Regions from separate parts of the Homo sapiens genome. Here region 2 is linked to region 1. A link is a loop called in an ENCODE intact Hi-C map of the cell type or tissue named here. Cell type or tissue: ovary. All regions are shown on one strand. Each heading gives the region's core, and the rest is flanking DNA. Links, peaks and the distances in the headings are about the cores only.

The links. A loop is a pair of places that touch in the nucleus more often than their neighbours do. Peaks named below come from ENCODE experiments on the same cell type or tissue, not always from the same donor. Only the 100,000 strongest peaks of a DNase experiment are listed, where the experiment ranks them.
Region 2: it touches region 1 in a loop (3-fold over the local background); 1 of 110 quality-filtered maps calls a loop at or near these places.

Annotation. Positions count from the first base shown.
Region 1 is chr3:107,262,306-107,266,965 of GRCh38, forward strand. The region is part of intron 1 of DUBR (DPPA2 upstream binding RNA); the gene reads left to right. Among named protein-coding and RNA genes, the nearest start is that of DUBR, 24 kb to the left of the region's middle. In ovary, for the core only: no CTCF peak of the experiment used is centred there; no DNase peak of the experiment used is centred there; H3K4me3 peaks cover 719 bases; H3K27ac peaks cover 2,522 bases.
Region 2 is chr3:107,123,115-107,127,774 of GRCh38, forward strand. The region is part of intron 2 of LINC00882 (long intergenic non-protein coding RNA 882); the gene reads right to left. Among named protein-coding and RNA genes, the nearest start is that of LINC00882, 120 kb to the right of the region's middle. In ovary, for the core only: no CTCF peak of the experiment used is centred there; a DNase peak (open chromatin) is centred at 1,897; H3K27ac peaks cover 3,973 bases.

The sequences.
Region 1 (4,660 bases), core at 222-4,221:
AAGTCACAAAAATAGTACAGGTTCTTACAAATCACTTTTGTAAGTTGATATGCTTTTGAATTATCCATTTCATACAACAGATTTTTGGAAAACTTTAGAGGAAGCTTGTGGTCTTACTCCATTTCTCTAACCTTTTTTTTTTTCCAATTATAATTCCAGCAACTACTAGACTTACGTTTTTAAAGAACTGTGAAGGGTCTGTCTGAGATTTTTTTCTACTTGCTAAGAAGTTAGCCTATTACAATTTTAAGATGCTGGAAGAAGGCTCAAGACTCCTGGGTCAGAGCTAAAGAAATTTATTTCTTACAACACAGCAAGCAGCATGAGCTTCAAGTTTTTCATTGGTTTCCATGTCTTCCAAATCTCATGGGAGTGATATGGTGCATCTCAGATGGATGCAGCTCACTAGGGTGACCACCTCCCTCATTTACCTAAGACCAAGGGGTTTCCTAATATTCAAGATTTACTTTACTGTAAACAGGAAAGTCTCAGGCAAATTCTGACAAGTTTGTCATCCTGTACACACAAGACTTATATAAGAGCTGAGATTCCCTGAGCTTAGGAGATAGCAGACCTTTAAAGGGACTGCCAGTAACTTGTCCATCCTTTGCCCTGGAAAGAGACATTATCTTTATTATTCTAAATAGAAAGCAAATCTGTCCTTTGCTTTGGAGGGAGACATTATCTTTACCTTCCAAAACTGTTTGCCATGCAAACACACTTAAGAAGACATTTCAGAATAAAAGCTGTCCATGTATCTGCTCTGAAGATGTACAGAAATGCAAAAGATCTGTGGAAAATTGTTTCCCAACAATATTTTTATAAAATTACAGTACAGTTATAGCACATTCATCTCTACTAATCTGTATGCTGGCTTAGAAGAGGAAAATCCTACACTCTTCTAAATTTTCACCGAGTTTCCTTTCTTAATAATCCAATACAAAATGTTTGCTCATTATTTTTAATAGGAAGTTTGTGAAAGGCACCTAAGTATACTGAAAGAGGTCCTCTATCTCTCAAGAATAAGTTGCTATTTTGTCTCAGTAGCAAAGATTTAACAAAGAAAAAGATATTTTCTACTGTCACAATCATCCAAGGACATACTAACTAAATCCTTCCCTTGGCATCTAGCAAAAGAGGTCAGGGTCTGTGAATAAGGCAAGGGAATTTAGGAGTGGGAGGAGTAAATCAGAAAACAAAACCAAAACCAAAAAAAAAAAAAAAAAAGAAAAAGAAAACCCCGTGTTCCTTTTGGTAAATGAAGCATATCCTAGGAGATCAAACTAATCTGGACTTTATGGAAATGTGTGCAGTCAATTTCCTTGGAATTCATCAGCCCGTAGGTTCTAGTCACTCATATTGACTGTAATAATGCAAATTTCAGTGTTCTTTTCCCCGACCCAGAAGAATTTCAGTGTTCTTTTTCCCCACCCAGGAGAATTTCTAGGAATTCCAGGGGAGGTTTCACAAGCACTCATCTAGTCTGTTCTTACCGTTCGTCATCTTTTACCACTGGGTAAACACTGCATATCATGACGTCTCTGGGATGCTGGGGGCCTCCCACCACAGCTGAGGCCTGAGTCCCACAAAATACAAAGCCTCACCACATCGTGTTACTGCATTAACTTTCTATTGCCGTATAGAAAACTACCACAAACATGGTGACTTAAAATAACACAAATTATCTCACACTTCTGGAGCTCAGAATTCCGGCATAGCTCAACTGAGTTCTCTGCTTAGGGTCTCTCAAGGCTGAAATGAGATGTTCACTTGGCTGAGCTTTTGAATATGGAGGCCCTAGGAAGGAAATCTGCTTCCAAACTCATTCAAGTTGTTGGCCAAATATGGACTGAGGTCCATGTTTCTCTGCTGGCTATAGCCAGGAGCCACTCTCAGCTCTTTAAGACCACCTGCATTCTGTGGCACAACCCGCCCCTCCCTAATCTTCAAGCCAGCAACCGTGCGTCAACTCCCTGTCATGTTTTAAATCTCTGACTTCCTCTTCTGATCCTACAGAAAACACTCTGCCTTAAAAGGGGTCATCTGATTAGATCAGGCCCACCTTGATTATCCCCATACTTTAAGGTCAATTAATTCACTTGAGACTTTAATTACATCTGCAAAATCCCTTCAAAGAAGTACTTGGATTTGTATTCGAATGAATAAGCAGAGGTCAGAAATCTTGGGTATGGATGCATCTTTAATTACATCTGCAAAATTCCTTCAAAGAAGTACTTGGATTTGTATTCGAATGAATAAGCAGAGGTCAGAAATCTTGGGTATGGATGCATCTTTAGAATCCTGCCTCCCAGTTACTGTGTGAAGATCCTCTTTCATCTCTGCTTCCCACTATTTTGGAGAGGTGCAGTAAAAAGCAATGTTTGTGCATTTATATGTAAGAATTTTTCGAAGATCAGATCTTTGGGGATTTATGTATAGACCCATTGCTCTCCATAGTATTTCAACCAAAACATAATAGGGTCTTTGCTACAAGTCAAATGAAAATACAAATGTTGATGCTATATACAGAATCGCACAATCACGCAGACAACTAACGCTTTATCACAGAGTCAGACTCATCCTCTCTTAGGACAAATATTTTCTCGGAAATCTCAGTCCTTCAGGAAAACTCTTTTGAGGAGATGGCCTTACCAGTACACCAGGCACGCCCAGACCTGTCTGAATTCCAGTTAAGTCTACAGCCTGTTCTCTTACTCTATTTACATACTATTGATAAGGAATCTCCAAGCTTCCTGTCTCAGAGAATATCAAGCGCTCTGAGCTGCTGCTTTCCGAGGAACACAGAGAGCATGTTTCTTGCTCAGCGGCTAAATGTCTGACTTGTCATTTGAGACAAATGGGGATTTATGCTTCTCTCGTTTCTGTGCTTCCTCAAAGGACAAGCATCAGAGTTTTTGTGCTTGGAAAGAGTAAGGGCAAAGTACCAATTAACCAAAACACATTGCCAGAAAGGACAGGTAGAGAACGATTCAGTGTCATTTCTGCAAGAAGATCTGCAGGTCCAGAGCCAAGTAAAAAAATTAGGCCTTGTTTTCTAAATATAGCATGGAGAATAGCAGAATCAAAACAAGAATGGCATTTGCATTATGGGAAGGAATGATTTAGACCTTTCCTTTTACTTTTTTCATCCAGTTTGCTTTAAACACACAGCTCAGTTGTGAACTGACTGAACTGTGAAGAAGGCAGACAGAAATGTAAGTGGGAAAAAAGGCCACCAACCAATCTTTAATATTTTTCAACTTTGATTGGTAACTGATGTTGGATAAAATCACCCTTGCCAGAAAGTAACTTCAAAAAGCAGGACACAGCACTAGTACTCAGGCTACATAATATGTGTCATATTTTTTTTTCAAAGTCTAAGATCCACATAATGCTGTTCATTGTTTGGCAAAAACAAACAAGTTAGATTTTGTGTCTTGACTTCTGAAAACATGTGGAAAATAGCCAAATAGATTGGTCAGTATATTGTATGTTTTTAAGGAGTTCTACTAAACCACTCATTCAATAGACAGTTGATAAAATCAGCCAACAAAGGCAATGAAGAATTTAATTTCAGAATTTTATTTTCCTTTTATGAGTCTCAAGATAATTTACGTAGAAGAGAATGATGGGCATGAGGAGAGATACCTTCCAGGTTTATATTCTACTCCCCCTCAAAACTAAGGAATCTGAGCCACAACCAGGTTATATGTTTATGCTTAACCAAGGAAAAATGATAGAATCTCCTATAACAGATATAATAATCCTATAATAATTGTCCATTCCTAACTCTGTGGTTTCAAATCAGAACAAAAATGAAAAATAAAGTAAGTGGATACATGGGGAAAAGGAGAGGCTATTTTCTGTCTGTGAAGAATTAAGGTAATGAATTTTCACAAGAAGAAATTTGACATCGAATCTAAATTATTGGAAGACAAGTATATATAAATCATTTCCATATTTATGCTTAGCCAGCCATGGCTTCCAAAAAATAGGTGCAAGTATTAAAATTCAGGTAAAATGAGAAGTAATAACCCAAATCACTTAAATCTTAGCTTCTGTTAACCATAGATAAAGACGTAAATAGTACTTAATAGCTGAAAACTACCAAAAGAGCTTTGAGATGTAATGGTTAAGTGTTGGGACTGGAAGTCACATAGACTCATGTTTGGTGCCTAATTCTGCCCTTTTTGTGACTGGGTAGCTATAGGTATTTTTCTTAACTTCTCTGAGCCTCAGTTTCCTTGCCTATAAGGTATAAAGAACACCTTTCTTGTTTTTCTACTGCATATGTCTTCCATGGCCTCCTTTCTTCATTCCTCCTATTGTGAGATAATGTGGCAGAGACTGACTACATAGTCCCCAAACCTGTTTCTTATTTCTGGGCCAGCAGCTGAATGATGGTGTCCAATAGCCATGCATCCAGGTGGCCCATATGACAGGCCTCTCCAACAGAACAGAAGCAGAAGTTATGTGTCTCATCCAGTATGAGGCAGTTTCTTTTCCCCTCACAGGGTAATCTTGGAGGCCACATTTTGAAGATGGCAGAAATACTACATAGAAAGTCTAGATCCTTGGGTCACCATTTGGAAGAGAGCTGCCTGACCAGGAACATATGTAATTGACTCTGCCTACGTGGAAAATAAATTTATACTATAAT
Region 2 (4,660 bases), core at 174-4,173, 140 kb before region 1:
TCTTCACATAACCAGTGAATGTGGCAAAGGAAAATTAGCAAACAAAAGCATAATAAATTTATTTGGAACAATAGTAGATTGAATATGTACATCTATTTCTTCTCTGTCCTGAAATTTTCCCCAAATAACAATATGAGAAATAAAATATAAAAGGTACAAGTTCCAAGGAGAAGAAAATAATATAAGACTACTGAAATTGAAAGACTTCAATAATTTTTTAAAAGATAGAAAACAGATATAGGATTAGTAACAGACTTAATATATGAAAGAAGTATGAACAGAGTGTTCTACAAAGAGGACTCCTTGAAAGACTCTGGATTTGAACTATCAAAATAGTTACTCCTATCAAAATAGTTCAAATAGGAGTAAGATGTATATGATTATAACCAGAGGCATTAATTAAAATTCTTTATGTGAAAATATTAGATCAGGCTGGGCACCATGGCCCACACCTGATGCCAGCACTTTGGGAGGCTAAGGCTGGTGGATCACTTGAAGCCAGGAGTTTGAGACAAGACTGGCCAACATGGCAAAATCCCGTCTCTACAAAAAATACAAAAATTAGTCAAAGGTAGTGGGGTGCACCTGTACTCCCAGCTACTTGGGAAGCTGAGGCATGAGAATTGCTTGAGCCTGGGAGGCAGAGGTTGCAGTGAGCCAAGATCATGCTACTGCATTCCAGCCTGGGGGACAGAGCAAGACTGTCAAAAAAAAAAAAAAAATCTATAGGCCACTCTCAACCATCCTTGCATCCTTGGCAGCTTGGTGGTTATCCCTCTCACATCTCACCCCCACCATTACTGCTTCCTTAAAGGACAGGATCTGAAGGCTTCAGATTTAGGGCACCAGGCCTAAGTAGAAGGTAGGAAGGTGGGAACATGGAGCTGACAATAGGACTGAATAAGCAGTTTCACAGTGAATAGTAGATCCAGCCTCAGCCTCCTTCCTCCTCCCTGCTTATAGAATGCTAGAGCTGGGCTTAAAGCCCCATCCCAAGATAGTATATGAGAGGATGCCTCCCTAGAATAAATCAAATAGTCCCAAAGAAAAGACACTCCAAATTTGAAGGCTTCTAATGAAAGAGCTGAGTTCCCCTGGACTACCCTGTAAATTATCAGCAAATAAGTTCCCCTGGCCTGCAGCTTCCAATCAACTTTCTATTGCTTCAATCTTCAAACATGACTGCCACAAGTGTTTTAGAGAAATTTCCAGCAGAAAAAAATTTAGAAATAGGGGAAAAAAGAAAAAATAGGAATACAAAGGAAAAAGAGGCAATGCAGGGTATAAGAAAGAATTTTTTTTAATTGGCCATTACTATTCTCTGAGAAATGAGTTTATGTCAGTAACAAAGAACAGAATACTATTTAAAAGGAATAATGAGAGACAAGAAGCCCTTGAAAATTCAAAACAGGACAGCTAAAATTTAAAACAAATCAATGAAAGGAAAAGGGAAATATTCAGTTTTGTTTCAAATATGCCTTTTTTGGTTGTGTTTGGCACCTAAGAAAAAACTAAATATCCCACCTCTATTTATCCCTAAAAGACATTTTGTATATTACAGGAAGAGATTCCCAGGTCATTAGATTATATATTCATAATTTTGGGCTTTTTAAAATGAAATTCTTAAGAGCATATGCTTGCCTTGTAACCAAGCTCATGCTCAGCTACTCACCACTTGCAAAAGCAGTAACAAGAATGAAGTGCAGTGAAAAGGAAAGTGACTTTATTTTCCAAAGCTAACAGTGGGGACGCAGCTGGCTTTTGCCTCTAGGAACCACTTCAAACTTTAGGCTGGAAAGAGGGGCTTACAAAAGGGAACTTGGAATGGGAGGCATGAGGGAGGGATGCTGAGTCCAAGGTCTGAATGTTTTGTGCTATCTCAAGCCTTGGGCCATCTGGAGCACAGGCTGGTGTCATCTCAGCACTGGCCAGGTTGATGACTAACTGCCTTGAGGTAATCTCTGGAATTTGGCAGCTGGGTCTCTATGCTTTGTCTGTTTTAAGATTAGCCCCTTGGAACTTCTAAGTAAGCACATAATTAGATACAAGCATACAGTTAGATAAATGTGCACGAGGTGAGGGAGTGTATGGCAGGAAAGGGAGGGACATGGTGTTTCAAAGAAAGTACACTCCAAGGCCATATTTTAAGACTAAGGAGAAGAAAAAAAAGGGGGGTTTGCAGTAAGCTTCAAGGTTATATCTTCGGACTGGGGGAAAACAGTTTTAAAATAGATTTTCAGGCTAGACTGTTCAGCTTTACTGCCTGGATTGTAAATTTTTGTAGGGCAGGAGTCAAAATTCCTCAGTTTACACTTAGGTTTCACAGAACCTGGTACATTTTTGGTCCTCACTAAGTGTTGTAAGAAATCCTTTTTGCAAATATTCTTAATTATTCTAAACATGTCTACATCTTTTAGGATGGAAGAAGCAGGAAATGTTCAAATAAGTTTAAACATATTACGGGGGATCTACTAAGAGAACAAGAAAAATAACCACTATTTTTGAGTTAAATAATGGTAGTAAAACAGAAGAGGAAAAATAAAAGATTGTATTTCAAAGTGAAAACAATAAAAATGTGAAAATACTAAGTTAATCAGCAAAGAGTTATGTTACTTATTGAATACAGCATGAAGATGGATGCCCTGAGTTTTTCTAATATCATACAACAAATATTTATCAATGGCTATGTGCTAATCACTGTGCTAGATGTGTTTGAGATGTAGAGATGAAAACAATAGAGCATCTCTCTTTAAAAAGCACAAAGTATAGCAAGACCAGATTAAAGTAGAATATGATAATCCCTTTTCTTAGAGGACATACAAGCACTGTATACACATTTCAGGCTAGAGAAAAAATTGGTTGGGATATGATTTTAGAAAAAATCAACTTAAGCAGAACCTTGAAGACAAGTCAAGAAGACCAGAACGAAAAAGATATTTTGAGCTGGGACGATAAACCACTGCAGTTTGCCCAGGGAATGAGGCTTTGTCTGTGATGGTGAGAATTTCAGGGCTAAAACCAGTAAAGTTCTAGGCCCTCAGGAGCATTGTGCACCACATAAAGGAGTTTGGAGTATAATCCTAAATCAATGCAGAAACATTGACAGGTTTTTCCTCAAGGAAGGGAAATATTCTGATTTGTCTTTGGAAAGATCATTCTGACTGCCCTGTGGAAGGTAAATTGGGAAGCTAAGACAGGAGGAAAGTGAACTGGTCAGGGAGCATCTCTACTAATTCATGGGGAAAAAGACAGAGAAATATGGAAGCTTTAATGAGGATATTGGGGGAGAGATAAATTCAAGAGATATTTAGGCAGTTGAAACAATAGTATTTAAACACTTATATATGAAGGTTCTATAATTACTCTCATGTTTCTGGCTTAATAGCTCAGCAGATGGAGGTTTCATTCCTCAAGAATGGAAATATAAAAGAAAGAACAGACTTTGAGTGGAGATGTTCAGGGAGGGGAAGATCATGAATTCTGTTGGATGGGTTGAATATAGAAGCCCCATAGAACATCCTAATCAAAGTAGCAGGAGGTGCATATCTTTAATGTACTTCTTGTACCCATGACTAAGCTTTATGATGGAGAAAAAGATTTGTAAATCATCAGTATTCAGGTAGTGGAATGAAAAGAAAATAATACTAACCAATATTTAAATGGTAAGGAGAGGAAAAGGAGCCTAAGGATATGGAGTAGAAGATTCCAGTGAAGAAACAGAACCTCCAAGCCAGACTTCTGTCAAGGAACAATGGTAGGAAAGAGTTTCAAGAAGGCAATGATTGGTTAGTATATCAGTCAGGGTTCTCTAGAGAAACAGAACAAATAGGAGATAGATGATCAGACAGATAGATGATAGACATATATACAGATACACATCTATATCTATCTGTATAAAGAGATTTATTACAGGAATTGGCTCACATAATTATGGAGGCTGAGAAGTCCCATAATCTTCCATCTGCAAGCTAGAAACCTAGGAAACCCCAGTGTATAATTCCAGTCCAAGTTTAAAGGCCCAAGAACCAGGAGTCCAGATGGTGGAAACCCCAGTTTAATGTCTAAACGTTAAACCCCTGCTTTCAGCAGGATGAGATTAATTTCCCAGCTCAAGCAGAGAGAGCGAATTCTCCCTTTCTCCACCCTTTCATTCTGTCCAGGCCCTCCACAGATGGTAAGATGCACAGCCACACTGGGAAGGGCAATGCGCTTCACCCAGTCTCCCAATTCAAACACTAATCTCATCCAGAAACAACCTCACTCTGTTGTTTCACACAAGAAATAATGTTTATCCAAATATATGGGGACCCTGCGATCCAATAAAGTTGACATAAACAATTATGTGTCAGTTTCTAAAGCTTCCAGGAGATCAAAATAGGAAGTCCGAAATGTACCCAAAGATCTTGTTGCTCTGGAGTAAATTAGAGACCTTTTCCAGTGCATGTTTGGTGTCGAGATGGTGACTAAAACTTGATGACTGTAAGTAAGAGTGTCAGAAAGCAAGGAAAGAAATTATAGACTAATATTTCAAGAAGCTTGGCTAAAACAATATAACATTTGGCTCCTGCCTCAGAAAAATGACACTGTTAGAAATTAGGAGTCATCTCGATTCTGCCAACAAACTCAGCATTTTTAGGCATCCCACAACCCTCTCTATAAT